Regions from separate parts of the Homo sapiens genome. Here region 1 is linked to region 2. A link is a loop called in an ENCODE intact Hi-C map of the cell type or tissue named here. Cell type or tissue: OCI-LY7. All regions are shown on one strand.

Evidence for each region. Hi-C counts contacts between places; a loop is a spot of excess contacts. Peaks named below come from ENCODE experiments on the same cell type or tissue, not always from the same donor. Only the 100,000 strongest peaks of a DNase experiment are listed, where the experiment ranks them.
Region 1: it touches region 2 in a loop (5-fold over the local background); 4 of 110 quality-filtered maps call a loop at or near these places.

The regions. Positions count from the first base shown.
Region 1 is chr13:50,130,245-50,132,744 of GRCh38, forward strand. The region is part of intron 2 of DLEU1 (deleted in lymphocytic leukemia 1); the gene reads left to right. Among named protein-coding and RNA genes, the nearest start is that of DLEU2, 6.0 kb to the left of the region's middle. RefSeq lists silencers at 91-190, 967-1,046. In OCI-LY7, no CTCF peak of the experiment used is centred here; DNase peaks (open chromatin) are centred at 227, 697 and 1,087; H3K4me3 peaks cover 2,339 bases; H3K27ac peaks cover 1,461 bases.
Region 2 is chr13:50,593,012-50,595,511 of GRCh38, forward strand. No RefSeq gene overlaps it. Among named protein-coding and RNA genes, the nearest start is that of DLEU1-AS1, 67 kb to the left of the region's middle. RefSeq lists a silencer at 1,466-1,665 and an enhancer at 1,766-1,965. In OCI-LY7, no CTCF peak of the experiment used is centred here; DNase peaks (open chromatin) are centred at 940, 1,540, 1,990 and 2,420; H3K4me3 peaks cover 2,194 bases; H3K27ac peaks cover 2,500 bases.

The DNA of each region.
Region 1 (2,500 bases), 460 kb before region 2:
ATAGGATGGGGCTGGCAGCTGGGGAGCCTCGCGGTGGCTATTGCACGTCTCGGCCCCCCTGGACAGGGTTATGTCAGGAGAGCGCCCTGGCACCGAGCTCTGGCCGCTGGATAAGATACTCCCTCGCCGGCTCCCTCCGTGAGCGGGGCTGGGCGGGTGCGGAGGGGCGGGCGGTGCGCCTCGCCGAGCCCGGGGCGCTGAGGTCGGCAAGTCGTCTTCGGAACTGGCGGCGGCGCTTCTCCAGTCGACGTGGAAAAAAAAATCGTCTCAAATAGCACCCCTCGGTCTGCAGCCCTTTAACACTGGTAAAGTAGATAACAAGGAACTCTGCTGAACGAGGGAAACTCAGTTTAGAACGTCCCAGAGTTTCCAAGTTTGTCAAGCGACTGGGAATCTTGGTCGCCGCGTGGAGAGCTGCGCCCATTTCCCCTTCCAGAAGAAAACTGAAGGCGTATTCCTCCAAAGGAAGGCTGCAGTCAGGCGCCACACAGAACACAGGCAGTCCTCTCCGGCCGATCTCGGGCTCGCCTCTCCCAGGGCCGTAGGGAGCATCTTTTCTGAGCAGCCCCGGGAGGGCAGCTCCGGGCGCTCTCCGCGCTGGGCCCTGCCGCGGCCGGTGCGTTACATCAGGAAACGCTTGGTCCGGTTTTCTGTCTGCTAGTCAAAACAATTGGCTGAATCTCGAAATAACTTTTTTGATAGTCCGGAAAAGAAACATGACAAATAGACTCACCATCAGGCTTGCGTCAGAGAACCATTTTCCCCAGACTATAGTGAGATTGTTTTTTTCATTAGTTGCAGGAACTGATTTTTTTATGATTTACCTACCTGCTGCAGTTGCTGAATGTATTCTTCTCCCCTCCTTTTCCCCACTTCATCTGGTTGTCAACTCCTTTCCCTCCCCGCCCCCATCCCCCATCCCTTTTAAAGCTCCGGGTACTGGAGTCCATCGTATCCAGTTTGTGTGTGTGTGTGTGTGTGTGTGTGTGTGTGTGTGTATCCCGCTAGTCTAGCCCAGCGTTTATTAATGGTCAATATAAGCCACAGTGTTTGCATAGCCCTCACAAAATGGGTCATGTTTTCGGTTCCTTTGATCTGCAGCGACGGAAAAGTTTTGCTTTGCATATTCTCTTTTTTGCACATCGAGTTTAGTGACGGTGCTCTCCTCACAAGTTACAAGTTCCCTCCCCTTTCAAACAGTTATAGGGATCTATTTTTACAGGGACCCAAAGAGTTAGGAGAAATCCAGCATGTGCTAAGGCTCACCTTCACTTTTTTTTTTTCCACACAAGGATTAACATTAACGATGTAATGAGTTAAAACAGACTTTAATACCACTAAGCATGGATTTCCCCATTAACCTTGGCAATTATGTCACTTCAAAGAAGGAAGTATCAATAACGAAATTCTTTTGAATTAAATAAAATTATGGAAATTGTCCATCTGAGGTCTGGGCGCAGAAGAAGGAGGTTTCGGTATTTTAAAGAAGAACTCTTATTGGTGGATAATTATTAATATGAAATGAAATTTGTAAAGCTAGCCCTATCAGGGTACCTATATATATAGGTGCTTGATGAGTATTTAGTCTCCCTCACACCATTTTCTAATTCCCATCCTTGAAAATTTTGGCAGGAAATACAGACTTCCCAGTGGCTAAAAAATTATGCTGAAACTTCTCTTGTGGTTCAGGTAACCTCCACTTACTTAAAAACACACACACACACACACACACACACACACACACAAAATTTATCCAGGGAACTTTAATAGCTTATTAAACCTTAATGGAACTATCTAGGCAAAATAAAAATAATGGTGATTACGTATTCTAAATCCAAAACACATTAAATTAACTCGAATTTTTTGATGGTTCCAATAGGTAACTATTACCACCTGATTTCGTTTACGAGTTTCCACAGTAAAAACGAAATTTGTCAGCACTCGTTTGCTTCTAGCATTTCTGCTACAGCAGGCTTCGCCGGCAGACTGATCTTTCTAGACCTTGTCTCTTTCAGAGCGCCAATTTTATATTGAGGCTATTCAGTTCTCCACTTTTAAGAGAGACGGGTGCACTTTTTTTTCCTTTAAAAATCAAATGAGAAAATGGAGAAAGAGTTTGTAGCACTCACGGGTGGAGAAAACCCATCTGCCTGATCCTTTTGTCCCGGTGCGGAGTCGCTGGAGAGGAGAGTCTCCTGGAGCCGCTTCGCGGATCCCACTGGGTCACCTGGTCCTGGCTTATTTTCTTTGAGGCCCATTCTCGGGGAGTAAATAGACAGTAGCGAGTTTCCTGGCAACTTTGCACTACTCTTTAAATAGAAGAGAATTCCTCCAGTTTGCCTCCCCTTATAGGCTTTCCCGCCTCAAATTGTTTTAAATGCTCCTCACAGTCTTTTTGCCCCTTCTCCCAATGACAAGGCAAGTCTCAGCGGGTGACCTTGGTGTGTGCCGCAGGGTTCAGGCTCTTGGAGCCCAGCTGCCCTGCTGAGAGAGCGGGAGG
Region 2 (2,500 bases):
AAAAATTGTGGAGCTGAACTGTAATTCATTTAACTAGACCCTTGTTGACTGGCATTTGGATTTCTAAAAGTACTTTTTGCTATTACAGTGTGGTAGTAAATAATGTTGTATGTCACTTCACACCTGTAAAATAACATACATAGGATTAATTTCTAGAATTGGGATTTCTAGGTCAAAGAGTAAATGCATTTGCAATTTTGACATATTTGGCTAAATTATCCTCTGTAAAGGTTTTATATCTTCTCACCCCTCATAAGCTTATTCCCCCAACATTCTTCTTTTTCAGTCTTTCCATTTGAGAGGAGTAAGCATCTTTTCATACTTTAAATGGCTACATTCAGTTCATTTTCTGTGAGCTGTTCGTTTATTTATTTTGCTCATTTTTTACATTGGATTGTTGAAGTTTTTTTTAGTGATTTGTCAGAGTTCTTTATGTATAAAGGAAATGAATCCCTTGTGATACAATCTGCAATTTTTTTCTAGTTGACTTGCTTTCAACTTACTTGTGGTGGCTTTTGCTGTTGGGTTTATTTGTAGACTTATTTATTTATTTGTTTTCTCTCTCTGCAGACAACTTTCCTTCAGACTATGTGTTTTTTTAACTCCATATGTGGCATAATCTATTCTGATTTTTCTAAAGAAAGAGAAAGAAGTAAAGGATGCAGGGCAAAAAGCTATCCATATGATTTAGGTCTTAGGAGACTCAGGAAATTGATAGGCAACATTGAACATTTTAAATTCAGCACTTACTAAGGGTTTTGTGTTAAGTTTTTGTATCTATCTATAACAATAGCAACTTTCATTAGTGCATAGTACAATAATAGAATATATATATCTTAAAAACAATTTTGTTTTTTGTCTCAGTCAGAAAGCACAACCGTGTGCACAGTCACCTAACCATGTCTATTCCCTGTCTCTTGCTTTCCTTTTTCAAAGCATGTTTTGCTCTGTGGGTGTGCATGCCTGTGCGTGTGTTTTGTTTTTAAAGACATTGCTCATGTGCATAGTGCAAAGGTCATTAAAGAGAAAATTTGATTAGTTATTAAGTATGTTGTAAATATATTGGTATTGAAGACTATTTATTATATTTCCAAAGAAAAGATAAATGTTTCAAATACTTTAAGATAAAGAAGACTTCTGTTGAAATCCCCAATTAACTTTAAACTTTTCAAATCAGCAATCAGAATGAAAGGTGGTTAACCATCTGACATTTTGGCAATCTTGTGACATATACCGTAGTAAAGGCCAAAAAAACTGGAATTGAGTTTCATGAGAGGGAACAGATTCTAAGATTCGAGTGCAGAGGTGCCTGCATTATTCGAGTGCAGAGGTGCCTGCATTATTGTGGCTCTATTTGCTGTCTATTTCACTTGCCTATGCTTTGGGCCAGTGTAGGCCTCTTCTCTTTTCACTTTAAGCCTGTGGTTAATTTTCAAGTAAGAGGGCCCCATGGGGTGAGGCCCAGAGGAGGCGAAGGCTGGGGGTAGGTCAGGCGGGGGCGGGTGGGGGGGGGCCTGCAGACCACAGCCTCTGTTTATCCGCAGTGCAGGTGCAAGGCAGTGGCGGGAAGGCGGTGCCCCTGGGACTTCTCCCAATCAATCACCCCACCTAGGCCACCGGGTGGCCCCTTGGGGCTGCCTCACACAAAGTGCAGCCTTTCTCTGACATCCCAAACAGGCAGAGAGGCCAGAGTTCACAGAGAGCAGGGCTTTCACTACTTGGCTGTTTTTAAAATGTAGTCAAGTTAAACTGCAGGGAGAGTCCCAAATGGTAAAAATCTAAATAGTCTCACTTTCAGTCCATCTCCCTGCTCCCTGGAGCTGCTCTGACCTTACCTTCGATTTCCTGTCTTGAGCCTCCCCTCTCCATTTGAGGGGGTCACTGTTGTTTTTTCCCTCCTGTGAAACTCCTGCTTAGCTTCCAGCCTTTGGAGAAAGTGCTTAATATTTTCAGCAGTGGAGACTTCCTTTGCAGGCTTCAGAAAGACAATTTTCTTCGGGGAAGAAAGAAAGTGAGACCATAGCCAATGCAGCAGCTGACAGCCTCTAGCCAGACAGATGTTAGAGGAGGCAGAAGTGAGGAAAGATACAATATACTTTGGGGAATTTGTTAATCTGAAATTATTAATTATACTCTTGCTAAAGGCATTGTATTAAAAATCGGGCAACAAGAGAAAGAAGTAGAGATGCAGTTTCTACAATTCAGTTCACAATATACTTGAAAAGATCAAATAATGGCACATCAAAAGTAGAAACAGTAAATGGGTTAGCTCGGGGTTTAAATCCTAGTGCTGCTAGTTCATAGCTATATGACCCTGGCAAATTGCTTAACCTCTCTGAGCCTCTATTTTCTCATGAGTAAAGTGGAGATAGTGAGAGTATATACCTCCTAGGATTGCCCTGAGGATTAAATGAGATAAGTATGTAAAGTGCATGTCACTGGACTTGGCCTTCAGCAAGACTTAGTGAATGTGAGTGTTCATTGGTACAAACTCTGTATA